3 separate regions of the Mus musculus genome follow, and regions 2 and 3 are each linked to region 1. Evidence: chromatin loops called from intact Hi-C (ENCODE). Cell type or tissue: left cerebral cortex. All regions are shown on one strand.

What was found. A loop is a pair of places that touch in the nucleus more often than their neighbours do. Peaks named below come from ENCODE experiments on the same cell type or tissue, not always from the same donor. Only the 100,000 strongest peaks of a DNase experiment are listed, where the experiment ranks them.
Region 2: a loop joins it to region 1, with 3 times the contacts of the local background. A loop is called at or near these places in 5 of 42 quality-filtered maps.
Region 3: it touches region 1 in a loop (5-fold over the local background); 5 of 42 quality-filtered maps call a loop at or near these places.

Annotation. Positions count from the first base shown.
Region 1 is chr6:85,507,477-85,515,476 of GRCm38, forward strand. Egr4 (early growth response 4) reads right to left here and starts at 6,113. Exons shown (of 2, transcript NM_020596.3): 1 at 5,789-6,113; 2 at 3,645-5,467. The coding sequence starts at 5,921. The coding sequence ends at 4,164. In left cerebral cortex, a CTCF peak has its summit at 3,192 (motif pointing left); DNase peaks (open chromatin) are centred at 1,335, 2,581, 3,201, 3,913 and 4 more places; H3K4me3 peaks cover 2,925 bases; H3K27ac peaks cover 2,096 bases.
Region 2 is chr6:85,570,544-85,578,543 of GRCm38, forward strand. No RefSeq gene overlaps it. Among named protein-coding and RNA genes, the nearest start is that of Alms1, 13 kb to the right of the region's middle. In left cerebral cortex, CTCF peaks have their summits at 3,622 (motif pointing left), 6,788 (motif pointing left) and 7,734 (motif pointing right); DNase peaks (open chromatin) are centred at 5,198 and 5,316.
Region 3 is chr6:85,583,064-85,591,063 of GRCm38, forward strand. It overlaps Alms1 (ALMS1, centrosome and basal body associated), which reads left to right and starts at 4,468. Exons shown (of 23, transcript NM_145223.2): 1 at 4,468-4,963. The coding sequence starts at 4,583. In left cerebral cortex, a CTCF peak has its summit at 3,935 (motif pointing right); DNase peaks (open chromatin) are centred at 3,911, 4,505 and 5,268; H3K4me3 peaks cover 1,599 bases; H3K27ac peaks cover 659 bases.

The DNA of each region.
Region 1 (8,000 bases):
CAAAACAATAAAAATCAAGCTAAAATAAAAATGAACTGACAGCCCCTTGATGCTTTTTTGATTTCAATTTGGGTTTTCTGATTGACTTTAATTTTCTCCATATCTGGCCTAACATTCTCTTCCTTCAAGGTCCCTGGGGAATCTCCACTACATGGGGATGAAGAGGACTTCTTGGCCAGTCACCAGGATTACTACAAAGTCGCTTTCCTGAGTTCCCTTTTCTTATCCCGTTAAACTTAATAGTAGGGTATGAGGAAATCAGAGAAGGGAGGGAGAGGACCACAGTGATGGAACCCAGCAGAAGCTGGCAAGGGCGTTCTGGTTCAGAGACTAGCCGCTGATGACGGCCTGCCTATATGACCTCCTTTTGTTCCAGTGGTGTGGTTTGGTGCTGCTTAAGCTATGGGCCTTTTCTGTCCTGGGGATCCAAAGCTGCAGGGTCTTCATGACACAGAAGCCAGAGACATCAAACCAGGATGATGACTCATTGCAGTGAACATTTGCAAGAGATTACAGAGGGACACACTGTGGGACACACTACAGCTTCCACGATGAGATTTTTCTATGCTTTGTTTTTTTGTTTGTTTGTTTGTTTTTTGTTGTGTGTTTTTTATTTTTTAGGGGGGTGGTTGCAAAGGCAGAGAGTGGATACAAGGGGATGGGGAGATGAGTGGGACTGGGCTGCATGACTCACAAAGAATCAATAAAACCTGAAGAAAAAGAAGAAAAGCTGGGCCTCCATGCTCTGCCTTGCCTACTCTGTATAGAAATGAAGTCTGAGGTCATGCCTATGAGTGTGTATGTCTGAAGGTATAGTCAGAAAGATAATGTGGCTCACCTTTTAGCTCAGGTCTCCTGAATCTACCACTTACCTCTCAGTGTCTGGCAGTCAATCCATCACTTGGGCTCCAAAGGGTTAAATATTGCCCTCTGCAGGCCATACTTCTGAAATAGCATTTCTTTTGGAAGAGACAGCATCAATTTGTCAAAATTGGTTTATTAGACATAAGTCCTCAGTCCTGAGAGGGCACTTAATACCTAGGGAGAGAATGACTTAATATCTAAGGCTACAAGTCTCAGTCATTTTGTCTCTGGTCAGCTGTTGGGGTTGCATTTGGGTGACAAAACCTTTCCTGAGGAGACGAAACAGATTCATGTATTCATCCCTGGTAGCGAACCCATGACAGACTAAAGTACAGATACCACCAAAGTCCAAGCTGGTGAACCAGTGAGTTTTATTGACATTACTTACAGGAGCAGGCATGACTCAAAGACAGCTGTATCACCAAGGCCCACTGCAGCATGCATGACACAGCTTGTAAAAGCTGGGAAAACGTGGCACTGCACACAGCCTGCTGGCAGCTCAGCAGGCTGGAGAGTGTCTTTTCCAGGCACTTCATCTGCTCTAAACCTCGTCCAGGCAGCTTGGCTGATCTCAGGCACCTGATCCAGTCTCTGAGTCCTCTTGGTTGCTCACCTAGTTGGGGTCTTTGCAACTGGGCTCGGCTTACTCTGGAAGAAAGGGAAGGGCCTAGTGCATCTGTTTAGTTTTGGGGTGGCTTTGTTGTTGTTCACCTCCTTGCTTAAGGTGCTCCCCTGCAGGGGACAACGTTTTTAATCACAGGTTACTGGAGGGCAAGCATATGGGGGAGGGGTGCTGAGAAAGCAGGAGCACCAATCCAGGCATCTGTGTGAGGTCTTTCCTGGTTCAAGAGGAGCTGGGGGCAGGAGAGAGATCAGTTGGTAAAGTGCTTGCCTTGGCAGCACGACTTAAATTCCAGCCCCAGAACCTATGCTAAAAAAGAAAATCTGGGCAGATTATAATACCTGAGCTGGGGAGTCAGAAACAGGGGATCCCTGGCCTTCACTGACAGGACAGTCAGCCAGGTCCAGTGAGAGATAGACCTTATCTCAAAAACCAAGACAGAGTATTTCTCTCTTGGTGTATTCTCTACTCTGGGGATGTTTTCCCTTTTCCTTTAAGAAAGCTACATTTCTTCAGCAAAACAAAATAACTAAGCAAGATAGATGATCAATGGGTAAGCTCATGTGCTGTGCTAGCAGGAGGGTCTGAATTTTAATAACCGGTACACACTGTAAAAGCTGAGCATGGCCACTAATAACTTGTAGGTGCATGTAACCCAGGGTTGAGGGGTGGAGGAGACAGGGGTATCTAGGAGATTTACAGGCTGCCTACTCTAGCCAAACACCCCCCCCCCAAACCTTCAGCTTCTGAGGGACCGTATCAGAAAAAATAAAAGAGACAGAGAGAGAGAGAGAGAGAGAGAGAGAGAGAGAGAGAGAGAGAGACACTACAGTGCAAGAGGGTTGGGGAAGATGGCCTGGTGGTTAAGCGCACTTATTACTCTTGCAGGGGACTGAGGTTTGATTCCCATAACCCATACAGTGTGCCGTAGCCATCTGAAACTCCAGTTCCAGAGGATCGGACACTCTCTTCTGACTTCTGTAGGCACCAAATACACATGCATACATTCAGGCAAAACATTTATGCATCCAAAATAATAAAACAAACAAAAAAGTATATGTGAGGTGTGACAGAGGTCATCTGACATCCTCCTCTGCAAAGGTATGCACTTGCAAAGGCACATGCACATACATGTACACACATGCAGAGATAGGAACAACCAAAACCCCTAGTAGATGGCTCCTGAAGAACGTTACATAAAGTTGACCTCTAAATATTCTCTCTCCCTGCCTCCGTCCCTCTCTTCAGCTGAGTTGACCCACCCTTGCTTTAGCATAGAGCTGTCATTCAGGAGGTGCAACTGTAGGCCTTTTATACAGCCCAAGGTAGAAAAGACTTTGAGGAGCAAATCAAGAGAATAAAGAGGATGTCCCACCTTCCCTATTACAGGATCATGGTTTTCTGTGCCTGCCTGCACCCCCAAACCATAAACGGTTAACCTGGAAGTAAAGTTTTGGCAAGGGTTTTGACTGTGCCGTGAGTTCGGCTGTTTAATAAAAGGACTGTCATCTGGAGAGGGAGGGCCCTTCCAGGAGCCTCTGGCTTGTTCCTCACAGCCTCGGGTCTGGCCTAGATAAACCCAGAGACCCTTTTGGTCTTTACAGCAGTGATTCTTGAACAGATGTATCTGTGGTAGCAAATGCTAACAGAGTAGTCACATTTCACTAAAATGCATCGGCCTCTACTGCCCAGGGCGCCCTCTAGTGCCAAATCTTTCCTGTTTGAAAGGAAGCCTTTTCCAAAGGCTCATCCTCCCTTCCATTTGGGGCTGGAAAGCAAGCTCCTGAGTTAGGGATAACCGACCCTGGTTGTTTCCAGTTGGATTACACAGTAATCGACTTGCACTGACTGCCTCCTGCTCTGAGATTGGTACTAGAGACTGAGGCCTAGAGGATATCATGACGTTACTACCTTTGCCTTCCACTTTTGGTTCCAGAAACACTGCTAATCCTTAAGTCAGCAGTGAAGAAGTACATCAGTTCATTCTCTTATATTTATTAAATGCCTAATGTGAATCACAGTGTCTTGTAGGAGTGTTTGTCAGTAATGTCGGAGGCCTGAATCTCACCATGTGGGTATTTCCTGTCTCCTGGCATATACTGTCCTGGGAGTGAAGTTAAAGAGATCACTGTTAGGAGTTTTTACAAGGCAGATTCGGTAAGCTTTTAGCACAATAATTTTAATTGCAAAAATAAACAGTTTTGTCAAATGCTTGAGAGTAGCGTCTGCTTTACAAAAAATGAACAACAAAAAGGAAATAACCCCAAAGCAAAAACATCACATCCAAAGACTTGCTGTACAAAGTTCTTAAGAGACCGGCTCGGTACATCCCCAGCTTGTCTCTGGGGAGGGATAAAGAGGAAGGCGTGGGGCGTACGCCAGTTACAAAAACACTTTCTTCAGTCCCAAGGAAGTGCCTGTTCTGTGGGTGGACCGAGAGGACTGTCCCCAGAGAGGCTGGCTGGAGGAAGGCGGCTCCCGAACAGCGGGCGCTGTCCGCGGAACCCGTGCTGAAGGGCGTGAGCGGCGGGCGCTTCGGGGGAAACTGGAGCTGGACTGCGGGTGGCCCCGGACGTGCGTGGAAGAGGCAGGGAGGGCAGCGGGGAACGAGGGACCGGCCGGACCGTGCCGCGTGCGCCGAGCACCCGGCGCCCCCGACCTACGGGGCCAGCTCCGGTTACAGCGCGGCGAAGGAGAGGCCCAGCGAGTAGAAGCCCAGGCCCTTGAGGCGCTCCTCCGCGCGCGCCTTCTGCTTTAGGTGCACCTTGCTGTGCCGTTTCTTCTCGTCACTGCGCGCGAAGCGGCGGCCACACACGTCGCAGGCGAAGGGCTTCTCGCCCGTGTGGGTGCGCACGTGCGTGGTGAGGTGGTCGCTGCGGCTGAAGTTGCGCAGGCAGATGCGGCACTGGAAGGGCTTGTGGCCCGTGTGGATGCGCAGGTGGCGGTTGAGCTCGTCGGAGCGCGCGAAGCTCCGCACGCAGCTCTCCACCGGGCAGGCGAAGGCCTTGACGTGCGGCCGCGGGCAGAAGCAGCGCGCGCTGCACTTGCCGCCCCGGCGTCCCTTGCGTCGGGCTTTGGCCGCGGGGAAGGATGCGGCGGGGGATGAGGGCGCGGCCACGCCGCTGCCCCCCGGGAGATCGGCCACCAGGGGTTTGGAGAAGTCCGCCGTGGCGGCACCGCGCAGGCCTAGAGGGGACAGCTGCGCCGGAGGGGCGGCCAGGAACTCTCCGCCTTCGCCGCCGCTCCCTCCCTCCCCGCCGGGAGGGGTCAGCAGCGCCGGGAGGCCCTCGGTCCCCTCCCCTAAGTCACCTGGGGCCAACGAGAAGGTGTCGTAGGCCCCTGCCTGGTAGAGTCTGGCGGCCGGGCCGGGCAGCTCGGCGGGGCAGCTGATGGACAGCAGGTCCTCGACCTTGGTCCCTACTGCAGAGAAGCGGGCCTCCGGGGTGGTCTGGAAGCTCCCCTGCGACCCACAGTTCCCCGGGACCCCGGCCGACAGCAGCTCCCAGGGGGCATAGGGCCCTTTGAAGGCTGAAGCAGCAGCGTCCAGCGCTGGCGAAGCGGGAGGCGCCCGCAGCCCTGGCTTGACGTCGGGCGGGGAGAGCTGGGGCTCGAACAGGCACTGCGAGGGAGCGCCCGCCGAAGGCGCTGCCTCCCAAAACGCCTCCGGAAAGGCGGCCGAACTCAGATCTGGGGAGTAGAGGTCCGGCAGCAAGGCATCGGGGCCCGCGGGGAAAGGGACATCCAGGGGGGACCGAGACGCTGCCGCCTCGGGACCGGGGAAGGGTGCCAGGCCCAAGATGCCAGACATGAGGTTGAAGAGGGCCTCCGGGTCGTGCGGGTGTTCGGGAACCGCCTGGATGAAGAAGCTGCCGCTGTAGCTGAGGCCCGAAGGGGGCGTGGGTGCAGGGCCCTCCAGGAAGCAGGAGTCTGTTAAGTCCCCCCCGGCGCCGCAGCTGCTCAAAGCCCAGCTCAAGAAGTCGCCTGCCAAAGGAGGGACCACGCATCAGCCCCGCACACCTCAAAGGGCGTGCCTCGGAGCCTACAGCTGCGACCCCCTCCACCCGAGTCCTCCTGGCGCAAGGCACCCGCAGAGCGCCTCGTGCACTTCCGATCCTGCAGCAGAGGGACCCCCACGGACGCCCCAGGGCGCGCACACCCAAGGCTCCCGCACAGGCGCCTGTGGCCTTGGTGGGGGTGGGAATGGTACTGCGCGCTTGGGGACCCCCACCCCCCACCCCGCGCGCCTCTCCTATCACCCTTCATCGCGTTCAGAGTCTTCGAGCTCCCAGACCCGCTCCTTACCTCCAGGATACGCGGCGGCCGAGGGAGCGTCCCTAGCAGGCAGCCGGGGCAGCTCGGGGCTGGCGTGGGCGCAGCCTTCGGTGGGCTTGGAGAGAAGCGCGTCGGAGCCGGAGAAGTCGCTCAGGTGGAGCATGGCGCGGTGGCGGCGGGGCGCCCGGGGCCTCGCTGGACTGGGGCGCGCGCGGCTGGCAGGGAATCCGGGCGCCCCAGTTCCAGGCTCCGGGCGCTTGGCTGGGGCACGAGGGTTGGGGGGCCGCGGCGCCCTGGCTCACCGGCACCTGCCTCGGGTGGCGGCTCCTGGCTTCTCCAAAGTGCAACAGGGCTCCCCCAACCTACAGTCCCCCCACTTATATAGCTGCGGCGGCGCTGGCTCCGGGCTTCCGACTCCCCGGGCCACTGCCATTTCGGGAGGCCCCGGCCCTGGCGCCGTGACGTAAATGACCAAACATGGACACAGGATGTATGCCGGGGACTCCCGAAAAGGAAAGCTCGGCCTGTGACGTTGCTGCCGCCGCCGGGCTCGCGCCGCTGCGTGCGCGCGAGTCCCCAGAGCGTGGAGCCTCGTGTGCGTTGGGCCACGGGTGCGCCCCGCAGGGGCTGAGCTCCGTGTGAGCACCCGGGATGCGCTTTGCCCTCCAGTCCGTAGAATTACTGGTTCGAACCTGCCGTTTCCCACTTAAAACGTTTGTTCCCACCTAATACCAGTTTGTTTTTTTTTTTCACCTGTGAGCTTGCTAAGGAGAGAAATAACAAAATAACATGAAGTCCCGGGAACACTTAGTAGCCCTGAAATGGATAACAGCACTTAAGTTACAAGCAGGATTGAGTTGCATGAGGACCTGAGTCCTGAAAAAGCCAGATGTGAAAGCACTGGGGGTGTGGGGGTGGGGATGTCTGAGATAAGCAGTTCCTTAAAGATTGCCTTTATTTAGGTGTGTTTGTGTTTGCTTCCGTTTTAACATTTTACTGTGCTTTGAAAAAATTATATAAAAATCGTCATAATGAAAAATTTGATGATGGAGGTGGGCGGGATCAACTAGTATACAAGAATATTCCTTTCTTTTTTGAGACAGGGCCTCACATGCAGCTCTGGATGACCTGGAACTCACTGTGTAGACCAGGATGACCCTGTACTTAGAGAGATCCATCAGCCTCTGTCTCTGCCTCCTAAGTCCTGAGAGATGATATCCTTGGTATGTCATCATGCCAAGTTGAGAGTACATTCTGAAAATTAAAGGTTTCTCTTGCCTTCACTTTTTTTTCTTGAGGTAGCCATGTTGACATTTCTTGAGTAGTTTTGGGGAAAATGTTTTTGTCTATACAAACATTCAAACTGTTCTAGAAATATTTTTTTTTTCACTAAAACTAGCTGAGAGATTGCATCATGTCTGAAGACAAAGACCTATTTTCTAAGGCTATTTTCTTAGGCTATTTTCTAAGGCTGACTGGTTCTCCATGGCACAGGGAGACCCTGAATAAGCGTTGGATTGGTTCATATCCACGGACACATAGGTAACTTCCAACTTTTTTTTTTTTTTGAAATGTTGATGTCATTATCCTTAACTGTATAAATGTGAACATATATGGGATAAATTCTTAATGAGTATAAGTCTAAGCTACAGGATATTCAGTTTTTAACAGACAGCTGGCAAATTGTGGCAGTCCCTTTTCTGCTACCTGCAGGGAACCGGGTGCTTCTGGGATTAAAGACCATTATGCCAGTTTGAAATAGCATGTCTTACATTTTAGATTTATTTTTATTATTGTAAATTGTGTGTCTATGTGTGTGTGGGGGATTGTGCATGAGAGTGCAGATGCCCACAGAGCCCAGATGTGCTGCATCCCTCTGGAACCTAGAGTTATAGATGGTTATGAGTGGCCCAATGTGGGTGCTGGGAACAGTACCTGGGCCCTCTGCAAGAGCAGTAAGCTCTCTTAACTGCTGGGGTACCGCTCCAGCCTGAAATAATTTGATCAAACGATTAAGTTTAACATGGTCTGAGGTCCCCCTACTTCATTTCCACTATCCTCAAAATGGAAACAAATTCCTTGCAGGTTGTGGGCTACAGAAAGACTGTTGGTGTATCTCCGAGAATCCCCTCCCCTTACGCCTTTTCAAGAGTCTGTGCTCCTTTACCTATGGTATAAACTCAGTATAGTAGAACACTCAGCATCCTCTGTATTCATCCCCTAGGTTCCTCTCTGGGCTCCG
Region 2 (8,000 bases), 63 kb after region 1:
TAATGTTGGATAGGAAAAGCATTTAACAGATACATCCTAGATCTATAGCTGGATTAGCGGCTGCTTTAGTTTAAATTTTGAATCTCCCCAAGGAAGAGATCCAACATTATCCCTAGAGTGGCACTATTGACAGGCACTGTGAAACAATTGGGAAGTGGAGCCTAGAGGGAGCCCTTGGGTCACCTTAGAATGTGCCTTCAAAGGGGTTGTGAGACCTCAGTCTCTTCTTTTTTTGACCTCTACTTTCTAGTTGAGTGGTTTTCTCTATGACATGCTTGTGGTCCTTACCACTTTCCCTAGTTGCTTTCTGTTACCGTGATACAATAGTGGTCAAAAGCAACTTAAAAGAGCTTATTTGGCTTACAGGTCACAGCCCATCACTGAGGGAAACCAGATCAGGACCTTGAGGAAGGAACCCAGACACAGGAACTGAAGAAGAGACTATGGAGGAAGGCCACTTGCTGGTTTGCTCCCAAGTTAGCTATCTTTCTTTTATAGCTCAAGCCCACTTACCTAGGAATGGCACCACCCATAGGGGCTGGGCTCCTACATTACCTAGCAATCAAGAAAATGTCCCACAGGTATACCTACAGGCCAATCTGATGGAGGCAATTTTCAGTTAAGGTTGCTTCTTCCTGGGTGTGTCAAGTTGACAGCTGAACTAACCAGGATGCCACCCAACATCCCTAGACTCAGAGCAGTAGTTTTGTCTGATGTTAAATGAAAATCTCCAAAACTGAGTCAGAGCAAACCATTTCTCCTTGCAAGTGAATCATTTCAGCAATTGCATGGCAGCCATATTATGCTGATTTCCACAGTATTCATGTGCAGATATCAGGAACAGTAAAGGGCTATACTTAGATGCTGCTCTCCATTCCAGGCTGCATGTTGTAGTCACCAGGGAGCTTTAGTTCTCACTGTATCTTTTTCAGTCCCAGGGATGGAACCTAGAACCACATGCATTCTATGTACAGTGAACGCACAACACTGGAAGTATATATTAATATATACTATATTAGTATATTATATATGTGGTGGATTGAATGTGCTTGGCCTATGGGAACTGGCACTATTAGGAGGTATGGCCTTGTTGGAATAGGTGTGGTCTTGTTGGAAAGAGTGTGTCACTGTGTAGGTGGACTCTGAGGGCTCCTAGTGCTCAAGCTCCACCCAGTGTGGAAGAGAGAACCTCTCCCTGGCTGCCTGTGTAAGCAAGTCTCCTTTTTGGATGCCCTTGGCACAAGATGTAGAGCTCACAGCTCCTTCTCCAACACCATGTCTGCATGCATGCTGCCATGCTTTCCACCATGGTGATAATGGACTAAACCTCTGAAACTGTAAGCCAGCCCCAATGAAATGTTGTCCTTGCCGGGCAGTGGTGGTTGCACGCCTTTAATCCTAGCACTTGGGAGGCAGAGGCAGGTGGATTTCTGAGTTCGAGGCCAGCCTGGTCTACAGAGTGAGTTCTAGGACAGCCAGAGCTACACAGAGAAACCCTGTCTCGGAAAACAAACAAACAAACAAACAAACAAACAAACAAAGAAAAGAAATGTTGTCCTTAATAAGAATTGCCATGGGCATGGTGTCTCCTCACAGCAATGAAACCCTAAGACAACATACTAATAGTAAATATAGTATTTATATCTAAATGACTTAAATGCAGACTCAGTTGATTTTTAGATAGGTGTGATGACTCACAGCCATAATTCCAATACCTGAAAGGCTGAGGCAAGAGGATCAGGAGTTCAAGGATAGCCTGGACAAGATAGACCCTTCTGGGGGCTACGGAGGTGGCTCAGGTATCAAGAACACTTGCTGCTCTTGAAGTGGACCCAGGTCCAACTCCAGCACCCATACGGAAGCTCACAACCATCCATCACTCTGATTTCCATGGACACCAAGTACTCACATGGTGCACATACAAACATGCCAGGAAAACAGTCACACATAACATTAATAACTCAATTTAAAAAGATAAGATCTGCCTCCAAGAACACTTACAGTACAGTGAGATACTATAGCATAGCAGCAGACAAACAAATGCATGCCTTAATGAATTATTTAAAGATGCACTCTATCCGATTGAAACAGTGAAACCTCCAGGCAGGCTGGAAGCCCCTCAGGGTAACCAATCAAGCCCCAGCCTCCCCTCTTCCCAAAAATAAACACCATCCTATTAACCTCTTGCTTTCTCGAATCTTTCTTATAAGGCTTTTTTTCCCCCCACCCAAATGTGCATCTTTACTCTATAGTTTAGTCTTGCTCATTAAAATGTGTATCTTCTAAGGGCTGAGGAGTGAGCTTAGTTGGTGACATGCTTGCCCTGTCAGCATGAGGACCTGAGTTTCATTTCCAGCACTGGGTAAAAACTGGCTTGTGGTGTAAGCACAGGGAGTTAGCAACAGGAGATCTCTGGTGCTCCCTGGCCAGACAGCCTAGTCTGACCTGTGGACTCCAGGCCAATGACCGACAAAAAGGTAAGGTCGAAAACAACTAAACTATTTTTAAAACATTTATTTGTATGTAGGGGTTGGGGGTAGAGTGGCACATGCCGTGGCGTGCTGTGTCAGAAGACAGCTCGCAGGAGCTTCTTCCACCATGTGGGTCCTGGGCATTGAACTCAGCTGGTTAGGCTTGGTGACAAGGTCCCTTACCCAGTCCTGGAGACTGATTTGTTTGCGAGTTCACGGTCAGCCTGGATTTCATAGTGAGTTCCAGGTCAGCCAGTACTGTATAGTGAAACCTTGCTTCAAAAACAAAAACAAAAACAAAAACAAAAACAAAAAAACAAAAAAACAAAAACCAAACAAACTAAAAACTGACGTACATATAGTCAGAGCACATAGCCATAGTGAATACAGTCCAGCCTAACTGTGACTTTCCAGGGAGGTGTGCACTCAGTGACTGTCTCCTGTCCTCACATGTAAGTCCCTGCAGCCAGTTTTTCAGACAGATTCCTTAGGAAAGGCCCATGATAATATTACTGCTCTCTTATATGGAGGCAGCAGACTCTATCCTTATACTTAAAAGTAAAATCCGTATTTTAGCCTTTTCCCTCAGGTTCACTCCTCCTTCCCTTTTTCCTCCTAGCTTAAAGTATTGTAAGAAAATGTCTGATGAAAATCTGATTTTCTTTTTTAAGATTTTAACTTAGAAAATAAAATTAGTGCTACTTGTATGACTATGATGTCAGGGCTGACTGCTTGGTGTTGGATAACCAGTTAGGAGACTTGCCCCTGGAGTCTATGGAGTCTCTATTCTTGGTATCCCTCAGGTGTCTGTGGTTCTTTGTCTAGGGATGGGCCCATGAGATTCACTGCTTCGTGGTAGCATGTCTATTAGTTTTGTACTCGTTCAGGTCTGTTTAGGCAGCCATATTATTGAAGCAGCGTGGGCAAAGCTTCCCTGTTATTTCTTGGAAACACCTGAGAGCAGATTGATTCTTGGGTCTGTTGCCTTAGTCACTCGACCATCCTGATACCTTAGTGTTAGGCTTCCTAAAAGTCACATAGGGAGTGGGGAGAGGATGGAGAGATGGCTCAGCAGTTAAGAGCATTTGCTGTTCTTCCAGAGGACCTAGGTTTGATTTCCTGCACCTGTTGGGCAGGTCACACCTGTCAGTAACCCCGGTTCCTGATGCCCTCTTCTGGTCTCTGTGAACACTGCATGTATATACAAGCTCAACTATATATATATATATATATATATATATATATATATATATAATAAATTAAATAATTTTTAAAAAAAAGTCATGTGAGGACCATATAAATGGTTCCATGAGTAAATGCAATGTCTGCCAAGTCTGATGACCAGAGTGAGGTCCCTGGGACCAAAAGAGAAGAAGAGAAAAGACTCCTGCAACTTGTCTTCTGGCCTCACCATATATGCCTTGGCATATTGCCCTACCACTGCAAAATACATACATATATACATACACACATAAATACATACATACAAACAAACAATATAATTTTTAAGAAGACAGTTTTCTTTTAGATGCCCAGGGATTTATTTTTTATTTTTCCTTAAAGTCCAATCACATTAGGATATATTGGGGTGAGTAACTTCACATATTTAGTTCTTTCTTTACGTAGTGTCTCTTAGTTAAGAGTTTTATTGCTGTGAAGAGACAGTATGACCGTGCAACTCTTATAAAAGAAAACATTTGATTTGGGGGTGGCTTACAATTTGAGAGGTTTAGCCCGTTATTGTTCTGGAGAGAAATGTGGCACTGTGCAGACATTTATGGTGCTTGAGAAGGAGTTAAGAGTTCTACATCTTGATCCGAAACCAGCACAAGGAGACTGTTTCCCACACTGGGTGTAGCTTGAGCATAGGAGACCTCAAAGCCCACCCCCACAGTGACACACTTCCTCCAACAAGGTTGCACCTACTCTAACAAGGCCATACCTCTTAATAGTGCCACTATTAGGTATCAGGGCCATACCTATTCAAACCACCACACATAGACACTTCCAAATCTTTTTTAGTTTTCAGCAAAGTTAAGTTTCTGTTGTTTGTTTGAGGTAGGGTATGGCTATATATCCCTTGATGGCTTAGAGTTCATTGTGTAGCTCCGGCAGGCTTTAGTTCTCCATTATCTTGGGAGGCCCACGCTAGCACACCTGACAGCAATGAACATCTATTCTACAGCTTTGCCTTGTGTGACCTCTTTCATCTTTCATTTTGTCACTTGAAATTTTTTACAAATCCATTGTTGTTACACACTCATATTCCATGGCACAAGTGTGGAGGTCAGAGGACAATTTCGTGGGCTGCTTTCTTTCCCACTCTTTTGTGGGCCCCGGGGATTGAACTCAGGTTGTCAGGCTTTTGCTGCAAGCCCTTTCCCTGTTGAGCCATTTCAATGGTCCCTTTTTAGGATTCTCAATTTCTTCTTTACTTAAACTTTTTCTCATTTTTGCTTTCTAGACATTTCTCTTCAGGAATTATCTATCCCTTTGTACCTGCTTTTGGTCTTTTCTGTTTCAATCTTCATTTGCAAAGGGACTTTTTTCCTTTTGATTTTTATTCTTCCTTGAGTTCTGTCACCCAGTTTCTGAGTTCTATTCCGGTTTGTGTTATTCTCTTAGTGTCTTCTAGCTTATCTTGAAATAGCCGGGCACAGTTTTCAACTATTTTGTGGGCACACTTTTATTTGGCTTGCTTTTGTTGCTTGGGGATGTAATTCTACCGTCTTTCTTTTTTCTTATAATAATTTTGTGTGGGACTTGATTCTGGCAGTATTTTGTTTTTTATTTTTAATTTTTGGTGAAATTAGTTTTTCTGGACCTCCAAAAATGTGACAGTGTGGATGGATTGGGAGAACATTGTGTTAACAAAATAAGCCAGTCACTTACAGACAGATGCTAACGGATTTCACCCACATGTAGAGTCTTAAAAAGGAGGATTAGAGAGAAGATTCAGTTGGCAATATGTAAGGCACTAGCCACAGGTTTAGGATCTGGGTTGAGATCCCAGAACCCACTAAAAAGCCAAGATTGTGGTCTGTGCGTAATCCCAGCCATAGTGAGGCGTTTGCAGTGATCAGAAGAGAGAGCCTGACTTATTAGTGAAGTTTCAGGCCAATGAGAGATTTGTCTAAAACAAAAGAAGGAGGAAGAAGAGGAGGAGGAGGAAGAAGAAGAGGAAGAGGCTGGGACTAGGGTTCAGTAGTAAAGTGCTCACAAGCATTAGGTCTTAAGTTAGATCTCCAGTATTGGCCAAAACAAACAAGCAAACAAGCAAACAAATGGTAGAAGGCACATGAGAACCAATACTCAATGCAGTCCTCTGATCTACTCTCTGTCTCTGTCTCTGTCTTTCTCTCTCCTCCCCCTTCCCCATAGAAGTAGAAGTTACACAAGTTGCACAGTGGTTTCTGGAGGAGGATAGTAGGGTAAAGAGATGGCTGAAGATTGGCCTGTGGGTCTTAGGGATTGGACTCAGGTTATTAGGCTTATGCAGCAAGCCCTCTTCCTCCTGAGCCGTTCTGATGGCCCTCTTCCTGTCATTTTACATTTCTTCTTTCCTTCATTTTTTTTTCCTGTTCAGAAATTTCTCTCAGGAATTTGATGCCCTTTTAACCTACTCCTGCACTCTTTCCACTTCAGTCTTGCTGTGTTAGGTAGGAAGGAGTAATTTCTATACAGCAGGGTGCTTGCACAGAATGGCAGAGCTCTCTTTCAAAAGAGCTAGAAGATGGGATTTTGAACATTCTCACTACAGATGACAAGCCATTAAGGTAATGGAAGGGCTGGAGGGATGACCCAGTGGTTAATAGCACTTGTTGCTCTTGCAGAGGACCTGGATTTGGTTCCCGATATCCACATGATTTCTCATAACGATGTGTAACTCCAGTTCTAGGAATCTATGCTTTTTGCTGATCTCTGAGGGCACTAGGCACACACACACACACACACACACACACACACACACACACACACACACACACACACATATATATACTCATGCAGGCAAAATAATCACACACATAAGTAAAATAAAGCAATCATCAAAAATGCTTAAGGTAATGGATATACCACTTGTTCTGATCTTTAAACAATTTTACATGGGTCAAAACATAAGGTTTTACTCCATCAACATGTATGATTGTTATATGTCAATCAATCAAAACAAAAACAAATGCCAAATGAAACCGAACCAAACAAAAACACACAAACAAACAAACAAACAAACACCACCAAAAAACAAAACAAATAAAAAACTCGAAAGTCCAAATCCAGGTAATGGATCAGGAAAGCCCTTCCCAGAGTGCCCTCTTCTGTTGTGTTTGTGTAGTGTTGAAACATGTGGTTTGCTTTCTTCCTGGGATTCTCTGTTACCACTCCCCTCCCCAATTTATATCTAGTTTTTCTGTTTGTTTATAATGTCCTGTCTCTAAAATTATTTTGTTTATTTATATGTTTGTTTGTATGTTTTGAGACAAAATTTCACATAGCTGAAGATGTCCTCACATTTCTGATTCGCCAGTCTCCACCTCGCAAGTGTTAGGATGATAGTTCTGCTTCTGAAGTTCAAATTGAACTGAGAGTATTGTAGCTTTATTTTCTGATTCTCCCACTCTTAAGTCATAAACATTTTCTGTTTTTTTATTTTGCTATCTAGTGAGTTTGCTGTTTTTTTTAATTGGAAGATTTGTAGCTACTGAGAAATTAGACTGTGGGTACCATTGCTTCTTTCCAAAATCATGTGATTGCCAATGCTTTGCAGTCCTTCTCCTTTCTTCTACATCTCCTCCCTTCTCTTCTGCCTCATGTAAACATGAGTGTTCACTGCTTGTGTCTGCTCAGTTAACACATTCTCTAAACCTGGTGTCTATTTTTCTCTAGCTGTATTCACAGAATTATATATGCATATAAGAATTATGTGTGTAAAAGTTTCTGTTAGTAAAAGAAGATAACCCCACTTAGAACATTTTTTCTCACCTTGCTTTCCTTATCAACATTCCAAAGAAATCCCTCCAAGACACTATATGGACTGTCTTTTTTAATAACATGTGGAAATCCCTCTGGGCTATGCTAAATTTAACCATGTTTTTTTAGTGTTGGCCTTCCCTTTGTTAATAGAGTCAGCAAGGATATTCATTATGGGTTTTGGGTGGGATCTTCCATAAAGACAGGTGTTTCTCTTGGCTACACTGTAATCCCAAGTTTCTCCAAAAATTTTAAGGTAGTATTTTAAGGGCTGGGAAATGTTTGCTGTGCCCACAAGAGGGCCTAAGTTTGTTCCCTAGAACCTACTTAAAGAGCCAAGTGCAACGGAATGAGTTTGTAATAATGATACAAGGGTGGTGGAGACTGGGGGATCCCTTGGCTTGATGACCAGCCAAGTTAGGGTGCTCAATGGCAGACCCTGAATAAATAAAAAAATGAGATAAAGGGGTTGGAGAGGTGGCTTAGCAGCTAGTAATGCTTTCTACTCTTGCAGAGGAACAGAGTCTGACTCTCAGCTGGTCATGATCACTTGTAACTCCA
Region 3 (8,000 bases), 76 kb after region 1:
TCTCTGTGTAGGCTGGCATCATCCAATCAGCTGGGGCCCTGGGTAGAACTCTGTCTTTTGTGAAGCCCAGATTCTTTGTTTGTTTTTGTTGTTTGTTTTTCGAGACAGGGTTTTTTCTATGTAGTGATGGTGATCCTGGAATTCACTCTATAGACCAGGCTGGCCTTGAACTCAGAGATCTATTGCCTCCTGCATGCTGGGATTAAAGGCATGTGCCACCACCACCACGCAGTTTGTGAAGTCCAGATTCTTTACGTCTTGCTCTTGAATCTCAGTTTTGGGATTGCATCAGATTCTTGAGTCCTTATGCCTCAGATTTAAAGTTATATGTAAGATTCCTTGGACCAAGATCCCTGAGTCTCCAGCCTGTTGTGGGTCTTTTCAGCTTCCATAACCATGTAATTTTTATCCAAATTCCTTATTATCTTTCACATGTATATCTCTGTATAACACCTTCTCTCACTTTGTCTAAGAAAGAAGAAACTTATAGAAATTGCAGGTCTTTTCGGGCGGTGGTGGCACACGGCTTTAATTCCAGCACTTGGGAGGCAGAGGCAGGCGGATTTCTGAGTTCGAGGCCAGCCTGGTCTACAGAGTGAGTTCCAGGACAGTCAGGGCTACACAGAGAAACCTTGTCTCGAAAAAAAAAAAAATTGCAGGTCTTTTTATGACCTTCCTCACCGTGAGCTTCCGGTGTCAACTTTCAGGCTGTTCAGACTGTTATTAAGCCAAATGTGAGATAACCAGGGAAGTCAGGGGAAGGGAAGTGGGTACCTTCTCACTTCTGAAATGTTACCATCTCAGGAATAGTGAAATTTCTTCCACAGTCAGAATTCATAGACCTGGGAACCAAATGAGTAAAAGCAGTTGTGAATTTTCAATGTAAAACTTTGAATTTTGTCACATTTCTGTCTCTGGGACTCTGGATTGATAGAATTAGTTTTCAACAAGGATGTAACAAGAGCTCATATGAACGGGAAGTTGATGCTTGATGGTTTACTTTTCATGCACTTGGCTTAATAAGTCAGAAAGGGGCTTTCTAATTGGTCAAGCAAATGGATTCGGATTACCAAGGGAACTAGAGAGAGTATGACAATGTGGAGTAAGGAGAGACTATATCTGGAGAGAGATTGCTTATGGGTTAAGAGTACTTGTTTTTGCAGTGGTCCTGGGCCCCAGATGGTGGCTCATACTACCTGTAACTCCAGTTCTAAGGGATTCCATAGCCTCCTTTAGCCTCCTCAGGTACCAGGCACACACGTGGTGCACATACATAGATGCAGAGAAACATTCCTACACATTAATAAATGAATCTGAAAAAAGTGTTTTACAAGGAATATATCTGGAACACAGGTGATTTTCTGGGGGCGTTCTGTTAGAATGACCTGTCTAGCAATATCATGTAATGGAAGATGACAGTCACCTTATGTAGGTAAGATTCTCTCAGAAATAGTTTGGAGTCACCTAATGGATCAAAGACCCTGTGATATAGGCTGAGACATGAAGTAGATATGAAAAGGGTGAAAGCGATATGCTAAGGTTTGTGTCCAGTTGCAAAAGTGAGGAGTGTTGGGTTATTGTGTTGCTCCTTACATTATGATTATAAATTGTGGCTATGTAATTGTCTGTTTTGAGTCATGCAGCTTCATGCTTCTTGTGATTTCATCCTGTTTCATACAACGTGGTTTAGTTGCACTATGCTGATGTCTTCAAACAGCACTTCGTTCCATTTTTCAAGACTGTGACTTATCTGGGAGGTTCTGCTTTGCCAGGTGTGTGAGCTAGATTGCTTCTTTCCAATGCATTTCCTTTTCAGTTAAAATGAGTAGAGGAAGCTAAGCATGGTGGCTGATGCCTATCGTTCTAGTACTAGAGAAGTTAAGAAAGGATCATCCCAACAGGTTCGAAATCAGCTACAAAGTTCCAAGACAACCTGGGCAACAGAGTGAGATCCTACGGCAAGCAAGCAAGCAAGCAAGCAAGCTGACCAGATTAGTCACTTCTAGTACTTATAACTGGAAAAAACAAAAACAAAAACAAAACAAACAAACAAACAACAACAACAAAAAAAACCCCAAACCTGCTGGAATAGATATGGATACCTGAGAGTGGGTTCCAAACAAAAGGTCTTGAAAATGTGGGCTATCTGGAATTGATCATCATGCTCAGTGAGACTTGGCCTCAGTTACTTTTCTGTTGCTGGGATGAAACATCCTGACAAAGAGCAACTTAAAGGAGGAACGGCTTATTGTGGCTCACAGTCTGAGGGCACAGACCAGCAGGGTGGGAAAGTTCTGGTGTTTAACACAGTGAGTCACATCACACCCACAGCCATGCGCAGAGAGAAAGGAATATACGCATGTTTCTTGATTGTTCTCAGTTCAGTTTTTCTCCTTTTTCTAGTTCTGGACCCTCTGCCTAAGGAGTAAAGGCACAGACAGTGAGCGGGACCTTCCAACACAAGTCAGTTTAAGACAATCAGTCTCTCACAAGCAAGCAGGCACACATGTGTTAATTCCTCTATTCTTGGCTGTGGATGTGGTGTGACCTGCTGTCTCGGTTTTCCAGTTGTGATGGACTGCAAATAGCGCGTGACTGTGAGCTAAAATAAACCCTTTTTGTTAGGTATTTAATCACAGTGACAGAAATGAGAGCAAATGGAAATTTAATGAATACTTAATTTTCCCTTCACTGGTTTATTATATATTTCTTTTATGTTTTCCTAAATTTTCTGGTCCTTTATCATATTTTTTGTATGTATTTATCTGCCCATCTATTTCCCCAATCACACAGATATACACACACTTATATACATATACATTTTTCTATATATGCTACGTATAATCATTTTTTGAAGCTGTTAATGGATTTCTTTAGCCATTGGTGGCAATGATTCATCCTACATGAGGGTTTGCCACCTGGTGTCAACTGAAAGTTACAGTGAGCCTCTCTCCTCCCACACAAACACCTGGAGGTGCCCTTCACTCTTTGCTTGTCTGAGGACCCCTAGTTGCTAGCTGGGAGAGGAAGTCAAGAGTTCTCCAGTAGGCAGACAGCTCTAGGAATCCCAGGGGAAGCCAGGACTCCAGTATTCTATTTGTTATCTCCTGGCCTGTCAGTTCAATCTGTACTCTGTTGCTCTCTCTTGACAGTGTTCGCTGAGCAGCTCCTTAAATGCCAGAGGCTGTTCCAGACACTAGGCACAGTGTTGTGGCTTCTTCTGGGGAGACATGGACAAATGTCTCTCTGTGATGGTTTGAATTAGAAATGATTCGTTTCACAGTTGGTTTAAGAGGTACAGCGTTGCTACTGGAAGCCTGTTGGGCAGGATGGAGGGTCATGTGCTTTTACCTGCTAAGCCATGCTGCCTGCCCTCTTTTAAAGACTTTTTTTTTTTTTTTTTTTTTGTGGCAGTCTGTCTATGTCACCCTGGGTGTCTTGAAACTCCCTATGTAGGCCAGGCTGGCTTTGAACTCAGAGATCTACCTGCCTTTTCGTCTCAAGTGCTGAGAATAAAGGCGTGTACTACCTGATCCAGCTACCTTTATACTATTGTGTGTGCACTCAGTAAAGACAATTTAGGGGAGTTAGTTCTTGCCTTCCACTTTTATGTGAGTTCTGGGAATCAAACTCCAGTTTGTGGTGTAGATGCCTTACTGGTGGAGCCATCTCTTCAGCCCTGAGGGTGTGTGTGTGTGGTTTCTTTCTTTTCGTTTTTTAAAAAAAAGATTTATTTATTTTATTATTTATTTATTTATTAATATTTCTGGGTTTTTTTTCAAGACAGGGTTTCTTTGTGTAGCTCTGGCTGTCTTAGAACTCAGAAATTCGCCTGCCTCTGCCTCCCAAGTGCTGGGATTAAAGGCGTGCGCCACCACCTTCTTTTATTTTATGCATGAGTACACTCCCATTGCTCTCTTCAGAGACACCAGAAGAGGGCACCAGACTCCATTACAGATGGTTGTGAGCCACCATGTGGTTGCTGGGAATTGAACTCAGGAATTGAATCCGTGAGCCATCTCTCCAGGCCGGGGTTGGTTTCTTAACCTCGTTTTATAGGCGCTTCTCACACAGTTGCTTGTGGTTTAGTCAGATCCCAACTATCTCTCCTCTCTTCCCTCTCTCTCTCTCTCTCTCTCTCTCTCTCTCTCTCTCTCTCTCTCCCTCTCTCTCTTAACTATTCACTCATCCCATTAGATTCACTACTGCTAGGTAGACTGGCACTAACCTTAAAATTTGTAACTTGCGAACGTGACTATTATTGGTTTATTCTAGGGCAAGAGATAAAAAATCATGGGTGACTTTGTGCAGGACCCCTAGCGTCCCCAAAGCCCGGACTAGGTTTATTGTGAGCATACGGTACTGTGAGCGAGGTCTAGTGACGCTCTTCTGCGGCTTTCCCGCGCTCCCCGCGGGGCGTCCCTAGCAACGCGCGGGCTGGTTCTCAGCTCCGCCCCGCGTGAGGCAGTGAGGGCAGGTGCGCCTGCGCGCAGCCGCAACCGCCAGTCAACTCGCTTCCCCTCCCTTCCTCGCCCCTCCCCCTCTCCTCCTCTTCCAAAGGCGCCTGGAGCGCGAGGCCAACATGGAGCCTGAGGACCTGCCGTGGCCTGACGAGCTGGAGGAGGAGGAGGAAGAAGAGGAGGAGGAGGGCGAGGAAGAGGAGGGGAAGAAAGAGGTGGAGAACGCCTCGGCGGCGGCGACCGAGGAGGCCCTGACCTCTGAGGAGAGTGGGAGACTGGAAGAGTTCGAAGAGGCGGGGCCCGACTTGGATTTTAACTACGAGTCCCAGCGGCAGGAGAGCTCGGACGAAGAGGAGGACGAGCTGGCTAAAGCCTGGCTGCAGGCTCACCCCGACCGTCCTGGCAGTGCTTTCTCTCTGCCCCCTCCCACGCCTCCGCCTCCGCCTCCGCCTCTGTCCCCGCGGCTCCGGTACACCCCAGTGGAGCATCTGGGCAAGACTGAGGTGAGAAGCGGCTCTGTAGCCCGGAGCTGGGCTGTGGGGAGGAGCGGGGCTGAGGCCAAGCGACTGTAGAGATGCTTGAGCTACTGAACTGGGTCCAGGATATCGGGACCTACGCGCTGCGGGTCGCCTTGCTTATGGACTGTACACCTTGCTTGTGGGGCTGGCAGGTTCTTTGTAGTCTTAGGTTCTTCCTGACATTGACAGCTCCGTGTTTCCTGCGCCTCTCAGTGGATCCGTTTTTTTTTTTTTTTCGTTTTGTTTTGTTTGTTTGTTTTTGTTTTTAAAGTAGGGCAGATAAGACAGATGGCGCTGGGAGCCGGTACTCCCAGAGCGAGCAGTTAGAAAGGCTTCTTTGGCAGGAGGTGGGAGCTGGGGAGGGAGTCTAGGGAATAGCTAACTGGTGGAGAGACGTTTAGCATTTAACACCTTAGTTTTATTGAAGTGCAAGAAACATCCCCCCCTCACCCCCCCCCCCCCACTAGGAATTATTGTTGGTTAAGTATTCTGCGTGAGCTTTTGTGTGTCTTCCCGCCCATTGTGTGTCTTTGCACTTGTAGCAATTAATAGGTTCCTAGCCAGTGGCAGGAACTTGGAATGAAAGAAAGCTTGTGAGGCAGCTCTGGTCTGGAAAATTAGAAAGCACCAAGTTAGGACCAAATAGAGGAAGAGCCAAGTTTACAGAGGTCCTACCAAGATCATTTTGAAACTAACCGTGCTATTAATGCTTTTTAACTATCAGGAACTGCGTTGTTGGTCAGTATGGTCACGTGTGGTTCTTTACATACGAATTAGTTTTAAGTAACACTAGAAAGGCTGGTGGTGTATTTAAGTGGTAGAGAGGTCTTGCCTAGTGTGTGCAAGGACTTGAGTTTTCAAGCCCTAGTATTGGGGAAGGGGAATGAATAAAATTAGGAATTCAGTGATCCTGTACACTTCTCAAGTGCTTAATAGACCTGCTTAGTGGCTGTCACGTTGGACAAAGCAATTGCAGAACAATTTCATTATCACAGTGATAGTATGGACTGTGATTGTCAAAAAGCAATACATGATGTTTGCTTGCTAGGTGGTATTAAATTCATTCAGCTTATACTTTAAGTGTTTACCTTGTACTTGATACTAAGGAAATCATGGTGAACTAAACTGCTGCCTTCCTAGTGTTCCCATTCTAAAGAGGGAGGCAGATAAAATTCACATGATCTCATAAGTAAAACTGCTATATACAAAAATGCATGCATAAAAAAAATGAATGCATGAAATAGGTAACCTGGACTTGTCAGTGAGGTTGGGGAGTTACCTTGAAGACTGCAAGGCTAGTAAACAAGGGGTTAAACAAAGCATAGATAAAACAAGGCACTGTTGGTTAGCAAGAGTGTGACTTTTTCACATTTTACATTTGTTTTTTATTTTTTATTTTATAGGGTTAGGATTGAACCCGGGCCTTTAAGCAAGCTAGGCAAACATTGTACTTACTGCTGGACCACATCATTTAAAGCATGACATTTTCAAGAAAAAGAAGGCCATCGAGTTGAGTCTGGACTATAAGGCTTTATGTGTTATGCCAGGCATTTTGAGGCTTTATCTCTGGAGTTTTGGGAAGTCAATAAAGAAGTTTGTGATCAGATTTGTATTCCAGCAAGAAAATTAATAGTGTAGCTAGCTGTGCTAGCAAGGGGGATTCGAGCAGCCTGACTAAGTGAAGGACAGTAATTAGAGGACCCGGGCAATGCTGTCAGGCAAAAAGGGTTTTAGAACAAGGAAGTGAGCAGGGTGTGGTGTCGTATACTTTTTAATTCCAGCATTTAGAGCAATGGTTCCCAACCTTCCTAATGCGACTCTTTTCTATCTCATGTTGTGGTGACCCTGAACCATAAAATCACTTCATAGCTGTAATTTTGCTACTGTCATAAATCCTAAAGTAAATGCAGGATATGCAACCCCCAAGGGGTAGAGGCCCATAGGTTGGGAACCTCCGATTCATAGGCAAAGGCAGGTGGGTCTGGAGTTCCAGGCCAGCTTGGTTTACATAGAATGGGGAAATTGATGGGAATAGGAGAAATAGGTTGTTTCGAGATGTTTGTCATGCCAGAAACAGGGTTGATGGGCTGGTGACATGGTGCTGTGAATGAATTCACAAGCCAAAAGGGCAGAAATAGAAAGTTTAGGTTCTTTAGTGGGGAGCTTTTCTGGCACTGTTCAAGTGTCATGGTGCTGCTCTCTGGTTGCTTAGGTCTTGTCTGGTGCGACTCCTTGTGCATTTCTTTTCTTTCTCTTTTTGTTTTCTTATGACTGTGCAGTTGAAGGTATGAGTCACAGGGGGTCAAATTTCTGATGGTCTAGTGCGCTCATTAAAGAGTGGAGACAGTGATTTCAGTATGTTCTGAGACAGGCTGCAGCCAGGGCCTGTTAAGCTAGATCTTTCTGAAGGAGGCAGGGCCTTTGCTTTGAAACCTAGCCTGCTTTGAGGCCAAAACAAAATAGCCTTGCTCTGAGATTAGAATAACTTGGCATACACCACCCATCCCAAAATAACATTAACTTTTAGAAAGCAAAATCGTGGTACTTCATAGTGGATTGGATGTGGAGGGTAGTGTCCAGGTATTAGGTTAGTGAGTAAATGCTTGTGCTGATTTTGAGATGGACCGCATCTGTGGTGGCTTTGAGCAGGTGATGAATTGTCTGGGTGGGTGATAGATTGAATTTGGTTTTAAAAATTAGAGAAGTGGTCTGGGCTAGAAATTTTAAGTAGTATGTTATCTACATCTAGACCATAGTGAAAGCTATACTTTTGAAGACCTTTCCTAACTTACTTTCTTCTGACTTATTTTAATAGCCATGAATATTTAAATTTATTTCTTTAGGTCTAGTGGAGGAATTCTTAAATTAGTCCACTTACCATACCTAATACGAGAAAATTGTTTTTCTGTATTACAGTGACCTGTCTAATTGAAGTAGAAAAATACTGCTTCTTAGAGCTTGGGGTGTCTTTCTCCTCCCGTGGAAATTTTGTTTTGTGTTTGAGACAGAATCTTACTATGGA